Regions from separate parts of the Mus musculus genome. Here all the other regions are linked to region 1. The links are chromatin loops, found by intact Hi-C in ENCODE. Cell type or tissue: heart. All regions are shown on one strand.

The links. Peaks named below come from ENCODE experiments on the same cell type or tissue, not always from the same donor. Only the 100,000 strongest peaks of a DNase experiment are listed, where the experiment ranks them.
Region 2: a loop joins it to region 1, with 4 times the contacts of the local background. A loop is called at or near these places in 6 of 42 quality-filtered maps.
Region 3: it touches region 1 in a loop (1.8-fold over the local background); 3 of 42 quality-filtered maps call a loop at or near these places.

What each region holds. Positions count from the first base shown.
Region 1 is chr2:169,724,890-169,732,889 of GRCm38, reverse strand. All of the region lies in intron 1 of Tshz2 (teashirt zinc finger family member 2), which reads right to left. Among named protein-coding and RNA genes, the nearest start is that of Gm34344, 62 kb to the right of the region's middle. In heart, no CTCF peak of the experiment used is centred here; DNase peaks (open chromatin) are centred at 2,169 and 4,039; H3K27ac peaks cover 2,413 bases.
Region 2 is chr2:169,630,141-169,638,140 of GRCm38, reverse strand. It overlaps Tshz2 (teashirt zinc finger family member 2), which reads right to left and starts at 5,632. Exons shown (of 2, transcript NM_080455.3): 1 at 4,362-5,632. The coding sequence starts at 4,401. Gm34294 (a long non-coding RNA gene) reads left to right here and starts at 7,663. Exons shown (of 2, transcript XR_003953971.1): 1 at 7,663-8,000. In heart, CTCF peaks have their summits at 4,363 and 6,077 (motif pointing left); DNase peaks (open chromatin) are centred at 3,960, 4,400, 5,100 and 5,560; H3K4me3 peaks cover 3,465 bases; H3K27ac peaks cover 3,960 bases.
Region 3 is chr2:169,672,767-169,680,766 of GRCm38, reverse strand. The region is part of intron 1 of Tshz2 (teashirt zinc finger family member 2); the gene reads right to left. Among named protein-coding and RNA genes, the nearest start is that of Gm34344, 9.7 kb to the right of the region's middle. In heart, no CTCF peak of the experiment used is centred here; no DNase peak of the experiment used is centred here; H3K27ac peaks cover 1,001 bases.

The sequences.
Region 1 (8,000 bases):
TGCCTAAAATAAAGTTCACACACACACACAAAATCTATCAACCAACCCAACAACCAACCAACAAGAAAGCCAACTAACCAACCAAGCTACTAACCAATCAACCAACTGACCAACCCATTAAACAATCAACCAACCAACCAACCCACTAAACAACCAAATCCACTAACCCAACAACCAACCCTCTAACCCAACAACCAAGCCCCCCCCCACACACACTAACCCACCACACAAACAAACCCAAAGCCCTCACAGTTACTGCAAATGACCTCAGACCCAGTTGTCCCCAATGCAGTTCCAGATGCTCACATCCTCAATGCTTCCCTCCTCTTCAGTCCTTTCCTCTGAGTTGGACCAACAGCCGAGTCCCATTGCTCTTTACCCCCGAGTTGATTCCGAATCCCCCTACTTTGACTCCTCTCCTATTAGTGTAGCTGAAGCTACTCTGCTTTGCACCCTCTGGGCCTCCCAAGCTCCTCCTCCCAGTACCTTGGCAACCAGCCTCATCCTTTCCAATATAATCTAATTATTAATAACTTTTATAAAAAATATAGTAGCTTCATGATTCCCAAAGACCAAGGCTACAATTAATAAAGGCTACGAAATCCTGATTATTTCAAATTCCCTCGAACTCATATTTTCTTGGTGTCACAGTGCTTCTTTATACCTTAGGGAATATCAAGCAGGCATCTGCGAGGAGGTGGCAGGCCTGTGTGCGCTTAGACTTAACACCTTTTTACAAGGAGTGGGTATTATTGGGAATTAGTGGGTATTATTTGAAATTTTCTTCTTGCAAAATGCCTTGGTGTTTATTTAATGGGACAGATGCAACTGAAATGAAATGCTTCGGACAATATACTTATTTTTAAAGTTTTGTTGTTGTTGTTAATAGTGAGCGTGTGTGTGCATGTGTGTGCATGTACATGTGTGCCCATGTGTGTGCATGTACATGTGTGCCCACAGAGGCCAAAAGATGTCATCAGATTCCTTGGAGTTGAAGTCTCAGGCAGCTGTGAGCTCCCTTATGTGGGTGCCTGGAAGTGAACTCAAGGACCTGAGCAGGGGTGGCTCTTAGCCTGAGGACATCTCTCAGGCCCCAGAATCCTTATTTTGAGCTATCACTCCAGTAGCGAGATTTGCTCAGAGGTTGGTAGGTCAGTAGTTTTTATCTGTAGTTTATAGATTTCTGTCTTTTTTTTATCATGAACACATAAAGTTTTGAGGTATAAAGTCAGATTAGCAATGGATATGAGTGTGTGTGCACGTGTATGCACACCCATGCATGTGTGTGACCAAAGCCCTGCTGTATTTGCCTCGGTTCTCATGATTAGGACAGAATTTCTATAAACAGCAATCACAGGACTGATGGGTTCATTTGGTTTCCTGGTCTGCAGGGAGAGAGCTCATCTCAGTGGGGAAGGGGTGGCAGTGGGAACAGGAGGCATCTGACCACACCGAGTCCTCTGTCAAGGAGCATAGGGATGAGTGCTGGTACTCATTGTCTCTCTTTGTATCCATCCTACATCCTAGATTCTCAGTTCATAGGATGATGTCACCCACATTCAAGGGTAGGTCTTCCTACCTTAGCTAAACCTTGGTGAAAATATGCTTACACAAACACACACACACACACACACACACACACACACACACACACAGAGAGACACGAGACAAAGAGAGAGGGAGTTTTATCTCCTAGTTGATCCTAAGACCTGTCAAATTGACAAGATTAGCCATTGTACCTTGCCTGTGTGTGGAGAAAAAGGGACCAGCTGGCTTTCCGAATGTCGCAAAGGTGAGGGCTCGGGTCGCAGAAATACACCCACCCTGTCCACAGGGCACATTTTAACTTTCCGCTGCACTACTTAAAGGAGATTAGTGTGCTCACGAATGTAAGAGCTCTCAGAAGAGTTAGGGAGTGTGTGAAGCCAATTCTCACAGCATCTAAGGAAGTACTATCAGGAAACTTGGTATTAATTTTATCCAAGGTGATGTAATCCGGCCATGAGTCACTTACCCCTTTGTGGAGATAACAGATGATCTGTCCATTGCCACATTCACTGGCCCTCTGTCAGGCTGTTTGGCTTTGACCTCTGTGCAGCCTCTGATGCCTCCCCTGCCCCTCTCTGTGACTCATTCTTGGCTCCCACGTACCTAACCTCCCTGAGTTCCCCCCTTCTCGCTGGCCTTCCTAGCCCTGGATCATCTCAAATTGGTCCTAATACATGGATCAGCGCTGAGGTTCTACCCTCGTCACTCTTTCTGCCTCTCTCTACTTCATCCCTTATCCCAGGCTGATTCATCCTTTCAACTCCAACTAAACGGCACGGCTTTATCCCAGAGGATTCTCTTGCGTGCTGATCTTGCCAAGTTCACAGTTCTCCATCTTCGCTACCCTGGAGACTTCTCCACGTGGACTCCGAATCCTTCTTGCTTCCTTTCCCCTGCCTTTCCATCAGAATTCATCTCCCCATCTCTTTACCTCCTATCTTTGGGTCTTTTTTTCCCTTTATGCAAATACTCACAACACTGAGATTGCATGCCATTGTTTATCACTCTTTCTTTAGTAACGTCCTGAATAAACTGGGGTTGCACTGGAGAGTCCCTTTTGCATTTGAACCCTTTCCAACACCACATAATTTGGAAACTGTATGGTTGGCTGCAAGTTAAGCCATCAAGTCCCCCAGGGTCCCTGGTGACCATCACCCTTCCTCTATGTCCCATCATCTCCCCTCATCTCCTGCTTGTTGTTTTGGTGAAGATTCATCAGCCTTCTTTATAAGCCACTGCCAGAGGGCCAGATGAATCTTCCTAAAACAGGGTGCCTCCTCACAGGGCCCCCAACCACTCTCTCCCAAATTGGGAACTGCCTTGGAAACCCATCTGGCGCAAGCACCTCTCGCTACAAATGAGGAGAGTGAAGTCATGGAATAGATAGCAAGGATCCTGCCTGTAGAGGTGACCAGGGAATCTGCCTGTTTTGGTGCCGGGCTATTAACTGATCAAGTGCATCACTAGCTCCTTCTCACACTGTCCCGGAAGAGCCTACATCCTACCCACAGAACCAACCAGTTTGTCTTTGTTTGTCCTTCCTGGGTTCTCCCTGGCTGAAAACTGAATATCTCCAATCCTGAGTGCTCCATGAGTCCCCTTGCTGGTGGCGATGGTCGTTTACTCCATTGCCACTAACATCTTCATTCTGATCTTTTCTTGACTTAGGGGTGGCTTAGTTCTTGTCAGTCATGGTGGCTTGCTTCCTGTGCCTAGACCGTTCCATCCAAGCCCTTCACATGTCTACCACACCTTCCCATTTACATCCAACCATTTCTATGTCTACGTTCCTCCATCTTAAAGTTTCTACATCCCGTCTTCCATGATTCCTCTCACTTGGCCCTTGTACTTCCTTCTCTGCCTGCCTAGATCAGCTCATGTCAGCAATCAGCGTCTGTGACCTGTTCTTTCTGTCCACAGACACACATTTTTGGAATCTGACTTCAGTTCTAATGGTGTCTCCATTTTAGTCTGTCCTTTAGCCATTCAATGATCAAAACTATCAACCCTCAAACTGGTGAGGAAGTGGAGGTCCCACTTCCTCTGTTTCCCATTGCACAGACTGTTACCGGGAAAGAACAGGAAACGCCTGGTTGGAAACATCCAGGACCTGACAACCAAGAAGGCAATCACATCAAGGGTTGACACTCCCTGTCTCTTTTTATTTATTTGCATGGCCCAGTAGATTCCGTTCTCAATCGTTTTAACAGTCCAAGACCCGTCAGGGCCAGCACATCACCGTGATCTATCGTCGGGGTAAAAAATCTCGTGGTGGTGACAGCCTAGATTGACAGCGATGTTTAAATCCTAAACTAGTCTCTGGATGACATTCAATTTTTTGTCATGAAGTTTCAAAATGTGACTGGAGCCTTTTCAAAGCTTTCCGCCTGGTGGAAACGCCGGTGGCAAAAGCAGACATAAACCAGCTGTGGTGGACTGGGAAAAACACTGACCTTTGAGGCCAAACACCTAGGGAGGGGCTAGGGCTCTGATGGGGGAGTCAAGCATGTTTCAAACAAGTCCTCCCTCCTGCAGTGGCTCCCAATAAGTGGAGCCCAGCTCTGAAGACACAGGAAGCATGTGACCCGCATGCCTGGCCCAGGAGGGGTGAGGTGTTTAAAGACCTTGTTTCAAAGAAGTGATTTACATTTGTATGCGCAGATAGGCTTCTGTTTCTTCCCAATCGGAATATGCCTTTATTAAGAGTCCCTGGAACTCAGACACAGCAACCACAGTTTTCCTTTCCCTTGTTCATTGTTGTGTAAGTTTTGTCTGCCTCTCCAGTCCATACCTATTCCAATAAATAGAAGTATTAAAAATTCCAGGCTTGTTTTACTGTTGCATTTGTCACAGATTCTTTTCAACCTAACACTAAACCCACTTTCTTTGACTTGAATTCTGAATGGTTCTCTCCAAAAGGACAAACTGAGGCCCTGGGTCAACACAAAGGCCAGAGTTTTGATCATCCCTTTCAGGGAAGCTCAAAATACAAGGATATACAAGATATACAAGCTCAAGATATACAAGGATTCCATTTCATCAGTGCTGTCTCAAGTATATTTGAATACCGAAAGGTGTGCAATGAGGAAAAAGACACTTAGCTTCTCAGTCAAAGAGTGTGCCACTAGGCAAATGATCTGTCTCAGAAGGTAAAGCGCTTGCTCGATGCCAAGTCTGATGGCCCGAGTTTGAACCCCAGGACCCACATGGCAGAAGGAAGGAACTGACTCCCACGAGCTATCTTCTGCCCTCCACATGCACACAAGCTTTGGCTTGCATGTCACCCCTTCCCCACACACAGACAAACATTACTAAAAGTATTCTTAAAAGAAGGAAAGAGTATTTTAATCAAGGGAATATATATTTAACTTCAAAAGTCATCAAGGAGGGCCCCACAGGGGGGTGACATTGAGCAGAAGGTAACCTCCCTCATAGTGACATGTAAGACCCGGAACTGGAAAGCCATGCCTGTCACTTTTTGTCCGTTCTTGAAATTTGGAACTCAGACACAGTAGTGTCCACACTTTGGATATCCTAAAGTATGCAATGAAAGCTTGGCCCAGAGAAACCCTGAACAGAACCCTTGTGATTAATAGCCTGTGCATTCAGCTGATGTATATTGTGAGTACAAACACTGAGGTCAGTGGAAATGATAATTAAACATGCATATTTCACAATGGAAAAGTCCCATCCATCAACCTGGACCCCAAACTGAAAACAGAGGGATGTTTTCCACTTGGCAGATGGAGTTAATAGTGTGCAAGAATCACTCTGTTCATCTCTCAGAATAGTTTCCCAGGCTGGACTGTTGAAAAGGATCCATTAGTTCATCCCATATCAGCCTCTTCCTTTTAAGAGATAATAATTTCATTGTTAAAAGTGACTCACACTGTAGTTAAGTAACAGGAAAAGAAAACATTAAGAAAAAAACCCCTAAAACCATCCAATATCCCAGCGTTGAAAAAAAAAACCATTTTAATATGAATTATATTTCAGATGTGTTTCTATCCATATGGGATAGATAAATAGATTGTTAGATGAATGGATCAGTAGATAGATAGATTATGGGTGGACAAGTGGGTGGATAGATGTATGAATACATGGATGAGTGGATGGATGGATGGATGGATGGATGGATGGATGGATGGATGGTTAGGTAGATGTATGCATGCATGGATGAGTGGATAGATGGAAGGATGAATGGATGGATGGATGGGTGATGAGCAGATGGGTAGGTAGGTAGGTTTACATATGTATGAACGAGTAGATGGATAGATGGACAGATGATGAGTGGATGGTTAGGTAGGTGGATATATGAATGCATGGATGAGTATATGGATGAGTGGATGGATAGATGAATGGATGGGTGGATGGGTGGATGGATGGATGTTGGGCCCTATTTGTCCCTGGTTTGGACCTTGAGGACAAATCCAAGCCTGGCTCAAGTTTTGAAAACTGTCTCAGTCACTTCCATACATGACCAGTGTAAGCCTGCCTCTGCCTAGCTACCGCTGATGTGCCAATTTCTTATAGGCCCCATGAGATCACCCCACATCCCTTGTCATCTCACACCACCCCATACATCATCTCACCCTATACGCTCTGTCACTCTTCCTCACCCCCATGTCATCTTGCCTCACCAAAAATCCCCACCTCCTTCCTCAACCCTATATAAACAAAAGACTGATACAATAAAACAAGTTTCTGCTTTGAGAGATGGTTAGTCTCTGGACCATCCCAGCCACCACACTCACCATCCTGCTTCAGCCCAGGATTTCTCCTCTCAGCCTAGACGGGCAGAGAGCAGGCAGATGGATGGATGGATGGGTGGATGGATGGATGGATGGATAGGTAAGTTGGGTAGGTATATAAATGAATACATGGATAAATAGATGGATAGATGGATGAGTGATGAGTGGGTGGGTAGGTGGGTACATGTACTCATGTATGATTGAGTAGACAAATGGATGGATGAATCAGTAGATAGATGGAAAAATGACAAGTCAATGACAAGGTGGGTAGCTATATGCATCCATGAATGAGTCCATGGGTGGATGGGTCAATAGATGCAGGATTAGTAGACATATGGATGTATGGGTACAGATGGATGGTTGGGTGAGTGGGTGGACAGATGGACAGATGGGTAGAATTGCACCCCTTTATTCTTTCCTAAGGTTAACGGTCATCCTTTTCTGGTGACTTTATCTACCCAATCCTCAGTCAACAATCAGAGAACAACCCTGTCTCGTAAACTCAATTACTATATTTTTCAAATTTACAGTGGTACTTCAAAAAAAAAAAAACCTTCTGAGCTAATACTGCTACCTTTATCACACTAGTGAAAGTTTGTAAGTCATTTATGGACTCCACAAGTTCTTACAGATACGACGAAACCAAGAAGTCATTTAGAGTCACCTGCTATGTCACAACAAGGTCTAAGTGGACAGGTAAGGACAGTTAATTGTACTGTTCAAGCTTACCCAATGTTGAGAGGAGAATACAGCACTATTGCCTTTGATAAAGGGACTCAGTGGGACCCTCCTCTCATGCTCACTAACATCTGTATTATTCAGGCCAGTGACTCTCACCCTTCCTAATGCTGAGACCCTTTGATATGCTTTCTCTTGTCATGGTGACCCCCACTTTATAACTGATTTTGCTACTGTTGTGAGTTGTAATGTAAATATGTAATATGTAGGATATCTGATATGGGACCCTTGTGAAAGAGTCCTTTGACACTGAAAGGGGTCAAGACCCACAGGCTGAGAACCACTGGCTTGTGCATCCCTTTAATGAAAGGAAGAGGTGAGGGCCTGTGCTTACCGTTAAAGACCTGTCTTCAATCTACCAGAACCTAGATGCCTTCTTGAACGATTAGAACTTTGGAGTGTGGCACCAGAAAGGCGTGAAGTAGCATCATCTACTAGTCTCCAACAGGGTTGGCCAGTCAGGGCACAACTGCTGGTTGGTGGCTTTGTTATGTGGCTCTTGCTGTGAGATAGACATTTGTCAACAATAGTGGCCTGTAGCCATTTGATGTCAGTCAGAACATGCTAGCCCTTTCACTCTACTGTATGTGGATACACACGCATGAATGCCTGCGTGCATATGTGTGGTGGCTGGATACCACTCATCTTGTTTTGGAGACAGAGTCTCTCACTGGCATGAAACTTGCCAAGTGGGCTAGCTGAGCAGAGAGCCCCAGGGATCAGGTTCTGACAGTCTCTACTTCCCCATTGCTGGGATTCTAATTGCATGCTACGATGCCTGGCCTTTTGAAATAGGGGTTCTGGGGGACCAAATGCCAGTACCAAAAGGCAAGTACTTTTCCGACTGAGCTCTCTTCCTAACACCTTCTTCGCCCCTTCTGTTTTGATAACTGAGAAGGGATCTGGGATGAGCTGGATGCAAAGCCACCCGTGATTGAGAACGGGTGCATCGGGATTTCCCAA
Region 2 (8,000 bases), 95 kb after region 1:
GCCTTTGTAGTCTGAAATATGCTTTAAACAGCAAGAATAGCTCGGAGCTACTGTTGCTGGAGCCCTGTGAGCTCGTGTGTGTGTGTGTGTGTGTGTATACTTGTCTTAAAACCACATCATCCTGGAAAGCAAAGAGACCCACAACATGGGGCATTTTAGAGTTCAAGATGTAAACTTGCTTTCTCTGAAGGATGCTTAAGCAAAGAAAGAAAATCAGAGTCCGAAAACAACCTGGGTCCTGCTTGCCAGGAAATTCAAGGCAAACTTCAATTGTAGCCACCGGCTCCTGCCCCTGTGCAGTCCAGACTCGACACTATCCTGAAGTAGAAAAAGAGACCTCTTGGCTGTTCCTACCTCATTGCAGCACATTTAGAAATGCCCCTGCTGAATGCGTTTGCCAAGTAATAACCTGTGTTATTAAGGTGCAAATTGCAACTTTTAAGTAATGATTGCTAATAGTCTGATGTTTACTGCTACACAAGGACATCCATGAAAACAAAATCTGCATTATTCATCTCCACATTCAATAAACAAAATAAATTGAGGGAGATGCTCTCTCCTGCGAGCCTCCTCACAAAAAGACCGGATTATCAGAAGCTACCACAAGTCCACAAGAAAAAAAAAAAAAAGCACAGAATGGCTTGGGGTGAGCAAAGGCAGGAGAAATAACTTACAGGCATGTTAGATATTCACAGGGATGTGATTACAGACGATCCCATGCTCAACTGTGACTGGCTGGGCATACTATAAAAATAATTCTATACCGCTGAAGTAAAACCTCTGCTACGTGTGTACGCAGACCACACGGCCAGGGTTGTTAGGAAAAGTATTGTGAGAGACCATGCCTACGGTTTTGTGAAAATTCAAGCGCTCTGCTTCCTATAACGTGCAAACACATCTAGACAGTTTCTTTTTTGTTCAACCTTCCTGCCATCGTCTTTTTATCTTCCCTGAGATGAATCGGGGGGAGAGGATGCCAGAGCAGATTCCTGAAGATTTCCAGGTAAGAGCAGACGAATTTTAATGATAAGCCAAACATACAATCAAGAGAATGAGCCGAGCACACACATACAGTCACGATAGGGGGATATGAAAGCTGTTTTTTAAACTTTCCTCCTGGCCCCAAGAGCTAGCAGTGTGGAAGAGTGAAGCTTTAGAAAATGAGGACCAGAGATATTGCCAGGAGAAATGTTTCCCCTTAGCTGTTTACTTCAAGAGAATGGCCTTCCGCATATCTGCCCCTCCAACCTGACATACATAGGAGGCAGTGGGAGGAATCTAAAATAATAATAATAGTAGTAATAATAAAACAGATTAAAATTCCCCATCACTTAGTATATCATCCTGTGGCTGAGTTTAGAAGACCTGCTTTATTAGAAAGTTTTGGCCACCAAGGCCTTGAAACATCACCCTTAGGCCGAATGGAGGAAAGAAACCCAACAGCCTGGAAGAGTTCTTGGGAGAAAGAGGTTCCAGGAGAGAGAGCTTCAGCGCTGGTTCCCAGCCAGGCTTTTTCTATCTTCTATTATTCATTAATCAAACTAGGAATCAAGCTTTCAACATCGGTCCACAGGAGTAATCACTTACAGTTGTGCGTTGTATTTAATTTTAAGCAGTGATAAAAGTTAGCAGAGCTACAGGCTGAGAGGCACCCCCCCCACACACACACACACCCCTTCCCTGCATGGTAGCTGACTGGGGAATCTCAGCTAACTTTGCCTCACTCATCCTGAAACAGCCGGGCACTGGTGACCTCGGATGGGAAGAAGAAACACCACGGAAAAACAACCCATCTTACTAGTATGTGAACAGATAAATACATGGAGCAGGGTAACTCGCTGTGTATGAGATCAATTATCCCATCTCAGCTCGAAAAGGATTTCTGTGCCTTCTAGGGAACAAGATGAGAATCATGGCAACAGTCTTGCAAAGACACTACGAATCCAATCGGCCGGAAAACTGAAAGTATACTCACAAGTTTCACACACACACACACACACACACACACACACACACACACACACACACACACACACACACAGAGAGAGAGAGAGAGAGAGAGAGAGAGAGAGAGAGAGAGAGAGAGAGAGAGAGAGCGCGCACACACACACACACAGAGACAGAGAGAGAGAGACTACAACAATAAAAAAAAGTAGCCAGCACCAATAGATACCAGCTTAGCGAAAGGATCTAATTTAAATAATGTGATACAGCGTCATTTTCTGCACACCTGGATCTCCATTGATCAGTGGATAATTATAATTAAAGTAGAGCAATTCTGAGCAAGGCACTTTTTGTAATGAGCTTGTGAAAGGAGACATGTCCAGTCATTCTGCTAATTTAAATTGCTGCCTAGTTCTTGATGGCCTCTACCGGAACTACAAGGAAGGGAAGGAGAAAAAAAAAAGAAAAAGAAAAAGAAAACAGTTTTCAGGGCAGTATCATTTCTGCTGGACTGCAGCCCAAGGCTCTCTTTCGGGACAACAAACAACAGGGATGCCATCTCTGATAATCCAGCCACACGTGAACTTGTGTTGCTAGCATTGATTGCAGCAGGCAGACTCGTAGGAAGTCTTGAAGGCCGCCACACACCCTCAAATGGTCAGATAGTCAAGCCGAGTGCGAGAGTTAAAAAGATACAATAAAATAAGAGAGCTATTGTTTCCAAAAGAAGTAACCAGAGTTGAGAAAAGAAATCCCCCTGCATAGACAAGTTGCAAATGTGTGTGTTGCTAAGAATATTTTCGTTATTTTGCTCTGAGAGAAACAATTGAAAATTCATGAATGGAAGCTTTATAATAAAGCAACTCAGAGCGACCTACACATGGCCGAGGAAGCGATTCTGCACTCGGGAGGGAAGGAAACTGGATTTTCTGAAGCACACGTATTGCTCTTTGGGATGGCATCAGGCGGCGGTGAAGCGTTATGAACGTGGTAGCTTGCATGTTCAGACACTGGCACCCGCTTTCCCCAGATTCCTAACTCACTTCTTCTTGGTGACTTTGCAAAGTTTACCCAAGTGTCCTGGTGACTTTTCCCATGTTTGACTCAAGTTGGAACAGAGTAAAATATAGCTGTGGTCTCCAGATCAGTCTTACCCATTGCCACTCAAAGTCAGAGGAGAAAGAGAGAGGGAACAGGGGAGCCAAGGAAACTTAAACTTTGCTAAAGCCCCATCAACTAAAGGATACAAAGAAATAAAAACGCCCACGTTAAAAGCCAACAAGATAATGATTGTGCATTTCTCTCTCTGAATGTAGAGGGCAAAGCTTGCGTCACTGCCACTCGGAGTTACCATGGTGAGTGATTTATTGATATATATCAGAATGAATAGATCAAAGGCAGTGAGATGACAGGTGATCAATCAAATGTCAAATCAAAACTAGCAATCGAGTGGAAAGCTGATTTTTCAGTGGGTGGGTCTGGCAGGAGAAAAATGAACTTTCCTGTTCCGATTCCGAGAAACAAAACCCCAGCATACTATTAAAAAAGCAATTAGGCAACCCAAAAGGGAAAAGGAAAAACAACAACAGCAACGACAATAAAAACAACAGCAATAACCCTGAAGATCTGTTGTGGGACCTATTGAGCCGATCTGATCCTTAGGGGAAGGGTCCCTGCAAGAAAGAATTCCACAGGACAGCTCCTAGGGTGGTAGTCAATTCCACAAAGTTTCCAAAGCTCTATCTGGCAGAGAAAAATCCAAGGCTGTTTAAATTTCTACGGGGTTCTCTCCCCCATCCCCACCTGGCTTTAAGCAAGAAAGGGAATGAGATTTCTATAAACGGTGAAACCTTTTAGAAAACACGTCCAAAACCCCACTCATTTCCGGGGGTGCCTTTTGCACCTTGGCGACCAATGCTACACCCTCATGGCTCACAGCTCCAAAGCCAGCCTGCAGCCCCAGGCTTGGCCATGCCACACACTTGCAAGCCCTGAGCCCCAGCGACTGGAGACACTGTCCCTGGAGGCCAGAAGCCATCAGCACTGACCTCTCAGAGGGATGAGAGGGGGCTATCTCCCTCCCCCTGCACCCCAAATCCATAATCCGACTTTGGTTCCAGAGGCAAGAAGCCAGACTGGGAGAAAAAGTTAGGGGTGGGGTAGAGGGTGGAGGGAGGAAAAGTTTAAACCAGGAAGGTTTGGTGGGACGCTTCCCTGCCACCACCACCCAGAGGGAGCCTGGAGAGGGAAAGATTGGGGAAATCATTCTGGGGTGATGAAGAGGGCACCCGCACGCTAACCCTCTTGAAAGCGCCAGGGGGTGGCGTCCCCGCCAGCCCCAGGCCAGGAGGGCGGGCGGGCGAGCCGCTGTGCGCCGGGCTCAGGGGCCGGGCACCCGGAGCGGAGCCATCTCTTACCTGCCGCCCGCTTGGGTGCCTGCTGTTTCCTCCTTGGCATCGCTCTACTTAGCTCCAGTCTCACTTCTGGCGCCCCAGCCCCGAGCCGCGCGCGGGGGCCGCAGTCTCGCTCGTCTTTCTGTGGCTCCTAGGACGTCACTCGGCCTCTGTCCCCCTGAAGATCCCCCTGCCAGCGCTCCAGCGCGGGGCCGGAGACCCCCTCTCTGGGTGGCAGATATGTGGCTCGCGCCTGCTGCTTGCAAGTGGAGGTTGGTTCTGCCTTGTTTGTTTGTTTGGTTTTTTTTCCCCCTCTCTTTTTGTTTTGCTTTTGGATTTTTTTCTTTTTTTGGTTTTGCTTTTTGCTGTTTTTTTGGTGACTGGTGAGACACTTGATTTCTTTATTAAACATCCAAGACGGGGTTCAGATGGCAGGGATGAGGGGCGCACACGCGCCACGCGCACACTCGCGCTTAAAGATAAGGGGGGAAACAATCCCGGGAAGACAGTGGATTTCTTCTTTTTCTTCTTCCTTCTCTTTCCCTCCTCCTCTTCTTCCTCCTCTTCCTCCACCTCCTCTTCCTTTACCACCTCCTCCTTCTCCTCCTTCTCCTTCTCCTCCTTCTCCTCCTCCTCCTCCTCCTCTTCCTCCTCCTCTTCCTCTTCTTCCTCCTCCTCCTCTTCCCTGATCTTGATGGCGGATTCGCGCTGGGGAGAGATCACTCACTGTAGGTTTGTTGTTGCTGTCAGATCCCCGTCTGTGAGTGATATGCGAGAGGACAGGAGCGGGTTTGGGAAAGACAGAAAATCTGGAATTCACTCACACACACACACACACACACACACACACACACACACACACACACACACACACCACACATACGCACACGCACGCTCGCTCTCACACACAAGCACTCTCGCTTACACACACACACACACACACACACACACTTACACTCACACTCCCCACATATGCTCTCTCTTACACACACACACACACACACACACACACACACACACACACACACACACACTCACACACACACAAGACAGGGCGAGGCGATGCCAGCAAACATCGATCCCGGCTGAACAAACTGAACATTAACAAACTCCTCCTCTTCTCCCTGCGACCTGATGACAGGGAGAAATTTACTCCCCAGCCGCAGAGCGCCAGGCAGAGGGAGTCTATTAAAGGGACAGTGTCCCGCCTGGGAGAGGAGCTGGAGAAAGAGGACCCAGCCGGCTTGGCTGCAGCCCTGGAGGCACCCACCTCCTCCTCACTGGGGCAGTGGAGTGTCCGCCTGTCTAGATGCCCCTCCAAGAGGAAGAAAAGGGGGAGTGGGAAGGAAGGGGGCGGGGCTCTGGCAGAGTTGGAGACAGTTAGAGTTGGAGATTAGAAGGGGACAATCTAGGTTTGCTTGGGAGACAGATTAGGGGGATGGGACTATATCCAGTCTCAACCTGTTCTCCAGCAAATAACCTCCTCTCACTATGTAAGTTCACATTGCTTTAACTTCCACCTTCTTGGAGTATTGGGATTTTTTTTTAAACTTCTGCTTCCTGGGCAGACTAATTACATAACCTTCATTGTGTTTCCTTCCAATGCTGATATTTATTGAGCACCTATGGTGCACCTGTTATACAGTCACCACAGTGACAGAGAGTGGGGAAGTCCAGATTGTGGCTGTTATCAAGGGTGAGAGGAACAACATCTGAAACAACTTGCCCCCTGGTGGTGTTCAGTCACTTCCCAGAGGTCTACCTTGCTGAAAATTTGATGTCCACCTTTCTCTATTTGCTTTCTCCGCTGGGCTCATCAAGGAAGGTGGATGCTGTGCACAGCTCGCTCTTTGGGTAATTGCCTCAGATCTCACTAGAGTATAAGTTCTTAGGGAGTTGTGCCCTCGTTTATCGTATTCTATCTCCCAATGGTGCCAAACAGAAAACATAGAGCTCCACCCCCAATAGTGCAATAAATGAAGAGGAAGCAGGGCATGCTGGGAGTACAACTTCAGAGTGGCCCGGATTGGTTAAAACTGAGTGTTGTTTTGGGGCTGAAAGAGGAGTCCATTCTGGAGAGTCTATTGTAGCTGAACCCGGTCTCCCTGGGTACCACTGCACACGGGGAGGTAGGTACCTTTCAGCACGTGTGAACAGGATGACCCTGTCCTGAAGACGCTTTCCTTCCTTCCAGTTGGGTAGAAAGTCAATGACAAGTGGGAAGGCAGCGGAAGGAGGTAGAGCTAGGAGCCTAATGAACCTGATACTGGGCATTGAACTCAGGGCACCGTACATACTGGGCAGGCAAGACATCATACATGCTGGACAGGCAAGGCACAATGCATGCTGGGTAGGCAAGGCATAATGCATGCTGGGTAGGCAAGGCATCATACATGCTGGGTAGGCAAGGCATCATACATGCTGGGCAGGCAGTCTATCACTAAACTATGTTTCTGATCCTCTTCATTTTTTTCTTAAATGTTGAGACAGAGGTCTTGCTAAGTTATTCAGGCTGACCTTGAACTCATTCTTAGATAGGTCTTCAAACTTGGGATCTTCTGGTCTCAGGCTCCTGAGTAGCTGGGCTGATAGGCCTGAGACACAGACTGTCATGAATCTGGAGTATGAAGAAGGAAGGATGTTTACCAAGTGGGGCTGCCTGGGGCAAGTCACAGATAGGTTCTAACCTTGGAGAAGGAGGAAGTTGGGTGACAAGGAGACTCTTGCGAGGGTGGCCCTTGGTGTAACAGTAGAAGCTCCTGGTTCGTAGCCCTCCAAGCCCACAGAGGCCTTTTTGAGGGTGTGCTCACCTTGGTGCTCTGAAGCAGGTTTTGCATCCTTAGATCTGTTTACAGTTTGGGCCACACACTGCTTACTGGAGATGAGTGTGGTCCAGTACAATGCAAGGTGCTTGCTTGGCAGCATCCAGGCATCTAGACACCAGGCCCCTCCCTCTGCTCTGATGACAGAACGTTTCACAGACATTGCCCAGTCTCCTCTAGAGCCCAGATTTTCCCTGCTTGGAGACGGATCACCTCGGATTTTCTAGACAGGAACCTTGCTGCATATGGGCCTTGTTCTGGAGTTGATACATTGAGCACTTGGACTCCAGTATCTCATGCAAACCACTTGCTCCTTACAGTCTGAGATCTTCTGCCCAGAGACCACCTTCTTCTTCTTCTTCTTCTTCTTCTTCTTCTTCTTCTTCTTCTTCTTCTTCTTCTTCTTCTTCTTCTTCTTCTTCTTCTTCTTCTTCTTCTTCTTCTTCTTCTTCTCCTTCTCCTCCTCCTCCTCCTCCTCCTCCTCCTCCTCCTCCTCCTCCTCCTCCTCCTCCTCCTCCTCCTTCTCTCTCTTCAGGAGTCAGACAAAGTTAATGCTGCTGACTTTAAGATCAAAGCATACTTAGATACAACTGAACAGCACTAGGGGTGATGTTGCTTCTGTGGCCACTGTGATGGACTCTCATCTGGCTCCTCGCTCCTCCCCACTATGTATCCACTGGTAATGAGGCTTGACCAGTGAAACCTCAGATGCCTCCCATATGCCCCTTACCTCTTGCCACCCTGACCCTTCCTCACGGGCAATTAATTACCAGCTATGACTAGTTCAGTGCAGTCTTTTTCAGCAGTACTTTTGGGCCACAGGAAATATAGCTCACCGGGC
Region 3 (8,000 bases), 52 kb after region 1:
CGGCTAGCACTGGCGCTGTGTTAAATATACTTGTGTACCTTACGTGGAGTCCCCCACCATCAGTTGCTCTTAGACTGTAGTTCTAGGAAATCGTTTGCTTTTCCTGATGATGTCTGCTCTCTCTGGAAAGGATGAGGGGACCCTTGACCCACACTGTTCCTCTTTTTTTTCCCATTTGCCACCAGGAACTCCTGAGTTTCATTTTGTCCCCGGTGGTGGCTGTGTCTTGTAGCTGACACTCGGGACAATGGAAGGATCCCCTTATGGGCATCGTGATTTTCTTTTCTCTAATCTCTTCCTTTCATGTGTTTATCTTATTTCCGTCTGTTGTTGAATACCATCTCAGAAATTCTTCTAGAAAGAAAAAAAAAGTGATGTGTAACTGTATTGAGGTCCTGAAATTCTTGACAGAGCCTCAGAGTGAAACTTGTCACTGCTATTCACCTGAAAGGTTTCAAAAGAAACTCAGAGGCGAGAGAAACGGCCAGACACATCTCTGTTACCAAGCACTCAGATGCAAGGTCCTCTCTGCTACCCTGCCCCATTGTCTGTGAGGGCACAGAATGAGCTTAACCTTCCCTGTGAAAAGTAGGACAATTCTCCTTCCTCCCACCAGCATGTTGCCTTGGCAACTGACAACTTCCTGCTGATGTTGTTAAAGCCAGCCCCACTTCACACCTTATCTGGAAAAACAGAATATGAGATGCACGCTTATCACAGGAGGAATTACCAAAAGGAAGGCTATTTCTCCTCATTACGAGAGGGAGAAATTAGGTTCCAACTAGGCAGACCTGGCAGTGTTGAATAAACCGGGAGAAAGATAGCCAGGACCAGACAGATCCTGTGTGAGAGAGAATGTACTGCTTCATTCAAACCAGGGTTTCCAAACTGATGCCCAAAGGAAGTGCCTGTGGCTGGGTTAAAACCTGAACGCCAGGCTCTCCTCCAGGGCCTTTGACTCGCAAGGGTTGGGTCAGAGAATCTGGTTTTATATCAGGGTCCTAAGGGTACCTGCTGCTTAGACATTACTATTACCATCTTTTCCCCCAGAGAAGGGCCAGCCTCTCAGGGATTTTCCTAAATTACCCTCTCCTTCCAGCATGGGGTGGGGTGGGGGCGTGGAGGGGAGCAGGAAGTAAGATGGAGAGGGATATTGATCAGCTAAGGCTGATTTCAGCCCTGGCAGACGTCTTGGCAAGGGGATTGTAATGAGAAACCAGGCAAAGCTGGACTGGGCCCCTTTACAGCGTAGGAAGGGAGGCCTAGTGGGCTAACCTTCTTGTCAGTGACTGCAAGGCTCACAGGTCAGGTGAGTGCCAGGGTGCAGCGTGAGTCTCTGTTTCCACAGCCTATGGGCTTACCCAGTCAGGTGAGGACTTCTCTTATCTTGGGAACCACAGCCGAGAGCCTGGCGGTTTTTTTTTTTTTTTTTTTTTTTTTTTTTTTTTTTTTTTTTTTTTTTTTTTTTAAGTAGAGTTCTTCATCTAGAAATGCGTTACAAACTCGAGACCAAGGCAGCTTCAGACGTGGCTCACAGAGTTTCCATAGCAGCTGTATGTCCTACTAGGACCCCCTAAGCCATAGTAGTTTCTACAGGAATGGTGCACCCAGTGACGCTAGCCAGTGATGCTTGGCTAAGCTGGAATGTGGTCCTAAGCTCAAGGGTGAGGCCTCTCTGTGGGACCAGCAGTAGCTACAGGAGACTACTGACTTCTCAGCTTTATGGGCAGAAAAGAAGGTGATGGGCCTCGGGTCCAGCTCACAGTGGACAAACCACACAGGTCTCCATGGGTCTCATGGAAATACAAAAAGGAAGGTCCCTCTTCTTCAAAGACGTGGAATGAAATAAAAAAAAATCAGGAAAAAGAAATGCTGGGTATGAAGTACTTTAAAAGACACCAATGATGGTATTGATCATAACAATAGGATCCATGGTGAGGAAGAAGCCAGTAGCTAGCCTATGCTATATTTTTATAAAGGGGAAGCAACTGCCCTGAGCTCTTGGTGGGTCTGCTTCATCCTTCGTGCAATCCTCAGAGAGCCGAGTGAGGAGGTGTGCAGCTCCTCCACTCTGAAGTCAATGCTAAGAGGAGGAATGGAGAGTCACATGGAGGCAAAGCCCCATCTTTATGTGACAAGCTCACTCTACGGGAGTCTGTACCACAGGTCCCGCCTGCCTCTGGACGTTTAATAGCTAAGGCTTTTCCGAGCCACTTATGTCTCCTTCCTCACAGGCAACTTTGAGCTCTGTGTCTTTCTCTGATGACAGCGTCTTGCAGGTGCTCACTGGGACCTAGTCACTGCACTGGGAGAATAAATGCAAATGGGGACAGAGGAGATGGCTCTGTCAGTAAAGTGCTCCTGCAAGCCTGAGGCCCTGCATTGTGTCCCTGGCATCCAAGGAAAAAGTTTGGCTTGACGGTGCACATCTGCAGCCCCAATGGGGAGTCAGAGACAGAGGCATTCCTAGGGGCTTGATGGCCAGCCAGGCTACCCTAATCAATGAACCTCGAGTCCCAAAGCAAAACAAACAAAGTGAACAAAACCAAGCTAGCTGTCTTTTGAGGAAAGGCACCAGATGTTAGCCTTTGCCTTCCACAGCACAGGTATATGCATGTATTTATACACACACACACACACACACACACACACACACACACACACACAGAGAGAGAGAGAGAGAGAGAGAGAGAGAGAGAGAGAGAGAGAGAGAGAAATGCACACATACTGAAATGCGCACACACACACACAAAGGCACATTCACACAGGCACACATGGAGAGACAAATGCACACACAGAGAAGTGCACACACATGGGAGGAGTACCGGCTGGTTGTTTGCATAGAGATCATCAATATCACCGTATTTAGATCAAGCCTTGTACAGCAACCTAGACCTACATTTGGATAGAACTGCCTAGAAAAGTCTCTTTTAAAATTAGGCGGGGACAAGGCCCAAGAGATGGCTCAGCTGGTAAGACATTTCCTGCCAAGACCAATGACCTCTGAGCTTAATGCCCAGGATCCACTGGGACAAAGAGGAGAACCGACTTCCTTAATGTTATCCTCTGGTCTCCATACATATGATGTGTCACAGAACAATAAATACATGTAAGTAAAAAAAAAATGAACGGGAACAGGTCAACCAGCACTCCCTTTTTATCATCAGCCCCCATGAATTGAGCAAGCCAGGCCTGTAGCTCCCTGCAAGCATCGGGTCTTCCTTATGGTTTGTGACTTCGCCTGCAATGTCATCCAGTCAGAGAAAAAAGTAGGACACAGATTTGCCCACAATTCAACAGGTGTGGAGTTGGCCCCTCCCTCCATCTCCCCCCCGCCCCCCCCCCCAGTGCTTCCATTCATAGGGAAACACTGAGAGAAAGAGAAAAGAGATAAACCAGCACTTTAAACAGCGACTCAAACACCGAAACCAGTGACAGAGAGAATAAATCTGTTTGAAAACCACATCCCAGCACTAATGACTTGCACCTAAAAATAATCCTAACGTAGTTTTAAATTGGAAGTATACCTGGAAGGGAAAATCGAGGGAGACATTTGTAACAAGGTAAAACACCATCAGATCTTGGTGCAGATCTGAGAACCCTGATGAAGGTGGCGTGCTGGATTAGGCTTTTCTCTGTGGTGTGCAGAGAGAAACCCCGCAGAGCAGGTTGGCATGTGAGCTAAAGCACGGAGAAGGCCGCCCGCCTGAGAGGGAAGTGGTACTCGGGATCCCTGCCCACTGTTTTATGTGCACGGCTGTAAAGATGGCTGACAGGTCATAGGTGAAGTCTCTTCTGCAAAGACTCAGGCATTAAAGGGCAATACTTCCAATCGGGAGAGTCCCATCCATGTTTCTTGGGATTCTTGAAGAATCCCTTGGCTACCAATCTCCTTGAGCACTGAAGTGAAATGGGGATCCAAGCTGTCAATCAGCACACTTCAACTGAGAAGTGCTTGGGAACGTGACATATGACATCAGGTGGTGTGAGTGTGTGTGAGTGTGAGTGTGTGTAATAATTTGCATAATTAACAGGAAACACATGCACAAAAGAAGAGACACATCTTCTTTCTTTTGGAATGTGAAGTAGGCTTTGGAGGCCAGAGTCTCCAACCCTCAGCACCTGGAAAGGAGTTCTGTTCGCTCACGAGATCAGGGCCAACCTTCCTTCAAGTCTGAACTATGTAGGTTTTTCAGCTTCCTGAACCAATAATTGCCAGATAGTCATACAATACTTGCATCTCTCAGTATATTACAGCAGATCTCACCAAACTAAGGTCCCTGGTTTTATTTTTAAAATATCTACACGGGCCCAGGGCTGGCAGGACCAGCACTAGAATCAAATTTGTAAAATAGCTAAGACGGATAAACCCCTGTGGGACCAGAGTTCCATGGGCAGACAGCTGAATGACAGACATCACCACCCTGCATCATCTGTCCTGAGCCACACATGGAGCTCCTGAGGCGCAGCAGAGAGGGCTCATAGCCACTGCAGGGAGGTGGGTTGAAAAGAAACCCAGGAGTGCTTCCCCGGGCAGGTGACACTTGAGCCCAACCAGCTCTGACCATATGAGGTAATATGTCCCTAGAGTGGCTTGTCACATGTGAACACTTAGCACTATCAGATCTCCATCTCGTCCTGGGCACTTTTAGCATTGTTTTTAAATCTAGGTACTATTTGTTTAAAAAAAATTGTATTTACCTCATTGACTATTTCTTAACTTAACTGTTTGGGAAAGCCTCTATCTAGGCATAAACCTGTGCATGTGTGTGTATGCATATATGTGTGTGTATGTGTTTGTGTGCACGCGCACATTCATGAATGCACATGTACATGTGTGGAGGCCTGCGGTCAACACCAGGTGTCTCATCGTGCCTTGCCTTTTTTTTTTAGACAGGGTTTGTCTCAGAACCTGAAGCCCCTCTGTTCTTAGGCTGCCCGGATACCTAATTAGAGCTACAGTGAACAGCCCATCTCCACGGCAGCTCAGACAGTGTCTGAGACCGTGCAAGCATGGGCAGGCATCCTCTACCTGTCCTACACTTCCCAGATTGGAGCTCAAAGCCACAGCAATATAGACATTGCAAGTGGCTATTTCATTACCAAGGGCTATGCTGTCAGAGCAGAGGCCTAAGAGGACCTCTTGGATCTACCTACTGCACCCCAGCAACTCCCTCTCTCTGGGCATGTTAAATGTCCCCTGGGAGGCAAAATCACACCAATAAAGAGCTATTGTCTCAGCACATGGCACGGGTACATGCTATGTGACAATTCTGCAGAGTGACAGGCCATGGGAAGGAGGATCAATTTGACAAAGAAGAAAGAGGAGCGGTAGAGGCTAGGGAGGATGCATGGGGGAGTGGCTAGAGGGGCGTCCTGGAGGACGTGATGCTGAGGAGGAGCCTGGGAAGAAGAGGCAGAGAAGGGCCAGCGAGAAGAAGAGAACAGGCCTGCTGCTTTCAGAGATGAGAACACAGTAGGCTCCATGTAGCACATAGTAGTGGCGATGGGTAAGCTGTAAGGAAGTGTCCAGGTGTCCAGGAGTCCAGGGTAGGATTAAGCTTGAAGTGAGAGCGTCATGGTTAAATATATCTGTTCAATATGTTTGTTTTGAGACCAGACTCATGCTAAGTTAACCAAGCTGATCTTGAACTAATTCCATCGCCCAGTAAGGACTTACAGGGGGAATCCCTTTGTCTCGGCCTCCTAAGTAGCTGGGATTACAGGCAGGCATGTTGCAACAGACACCTCTGCAAGCAGGGACTCTCACTAAGAGAGTCCACTTTTTGTTTTCATTCTTGTCTTCCCTGGTGGACCTTCCCCTGCCTGGCACATAGTAGTTGGGTGATAAATGATGCCATCCTTTAGATGAATGTATGAGTCCAAGTGTTTGTTCCATCTCCTAGGTCACACGAAGCTACCATCGATAGTGAAATGGGCTTAATTATCTTTACTCTGTGCTAAGAAGCATTTGTTACTGATAATCACATTGAATTCTCGTCTCATCCGGGCTCTTCGTGGTAAAGAAAACTGACATGGCCCTCCATAGACTATAATCTCAAGGACAATACTAATAACCCCTCACACGACTGTTGAGACTATTGTCTGTGCTTCAGTAGCTGAGGGTTGGGAGGCTGGATCATAACAAGCTAAGAGAAAGGCCATTTCCTGTTTAAACAGGAAGGTGCTGAACTTCCCGTACAGTTGTCACCTTAAATACTTCAGTATCCTTCTTCTACCCTGCTTTTTGCCACAGCGGGTCACCTATTTATTTCTATGACACCAATGCTAAAATTATGAGTTATGGCTGTCAGAGAATGCTAGGTTTCCTCACAGGAAATGTCCAACTTCTAGGAGATAGGATGGACTGCGAGGAAGTCATCCATCTCTTGTTCCACTTTGGGTCACAGACTTTTCCTACCAGTAGTGGCCTCAAGGAACGAATGGCACCAGTTTGACCCCTCAATGATCAGACGGCATGGGTGTGACCCATGCATTTTTACTGCAGGGGTTCCATGTGAACATTGTTCTTAGACATTTTGTTTTCCTTCTAATCAAGCCAAAATGAAATCAGAAGAAAAACAAGTCGCTGAAAGTTTTCACTAAGTGAAATGTGTCCAACTAAAAGAAAAAATCCCTGTACACTGAGAGGACTTAGGGATGGTGGCTGATTTTTGCCATTCTTTGACATCTTAGAGTTCAGCCCGCTGCTGTAGAGAAGGGCATACCCAGCTGGCATCTGAGAGAGAAGCCACAGGAGGGGAGCGTGGAGCTGCAAAGCAGAATGAGGCCTGAGGAGAAGAGGAAAGGGCATCACCAGTGTGTGCGCCCTGGACCTGGAAATGAGCCCAAGTCTTCTGTGCAGTGTGTGTGTGTGTGTGTGTGTGTGTGTGTGTGTGTGTGTGTGTGTGTGAAGTGTAGTCTGTTGTGTCTCAGACTATAAAAGCGTCTTAATTAAGGCAGCGTGGAAGCCTTACACCACTCTAAATATCAAAGGATGTGAATCCTCCATAAACAAAGAATGTCTTACCTAGTCCAGCTGCTTGGGGGCGGGGGGGGGTCTGGAGCATACTACAACCACACACCCCAGGCTTTAAAGAGTGACCACACCCCATGTGGAGCTTGTTCAAGGAAGACCATGGTGCTTTAGGGATGGAAGTAGCCTGTTGGCAGATCACACTCAGAGTAGCGAGGAATTTGAAGGCATCTAGGGGTCAGGGGGAAGGCTGAAGAAATGGAGCTAAGAGTGACCAGGTGGGTGCTAACTGGAGAGAAAAGAGATTTAACTGTATATATGCAGGAGAGAGAGAGAGAGAGAGAAAGAGAGAGAGAGAGGAAGAAGAAGAAGAAGAAGAAGAAGAAGAAGAAGAAGAAGAAGAAGAAGGAGGAGGAGGAGGAGGAGGAGGAGGAGGAGGAGGAGGAGGAGGAGGAGGAGGAGGAAGGAGGAGGAGGAGGAGAGGAGAGAGAGGCAAGAGGCAAAAGGCAAAAGGCAAAAGGCAACAAGGGACAAGGTTAGTGATCTTGGTAATGACAACTGCCCCAAAGGTGAATGGACAACATACTAGCTGACTGCTGCCTTGACTAACTCTGATTCACTAAAGAATGTTCATGTCAAAATGTCTCACAGTGAAGTCATTTTCTGAGAAGCCATAGGTTACCATGTGGTGGGCCTGGGAGTCACCAGTTACCAGCTTAAGTGGCTGCCATCTGTACTGTCCAAGCTACAGCATCTGCTTCTTTGGGATCACACTTCTCAGTCCCACTGAGCTCTGTGTTCTTATCTTCTGCTCTGAGACCTGCGCCTGCTAGGCACTCACCTGGCTAGGAGGGCACAGAGAACATAGTACGTCCTTGAAAGGAAGGTGACTGGAACTGTGCAGGCAGAGACTCAAGGAGTTCAGCTTCTACTCTGGGGGGCCCCAGGGCACAGGGAGTGTGAGTTATATTTTTTTTCCCGGTGCAAAGAGAACAACTTGTGTTTGTGTGTGTGTGCACATGTG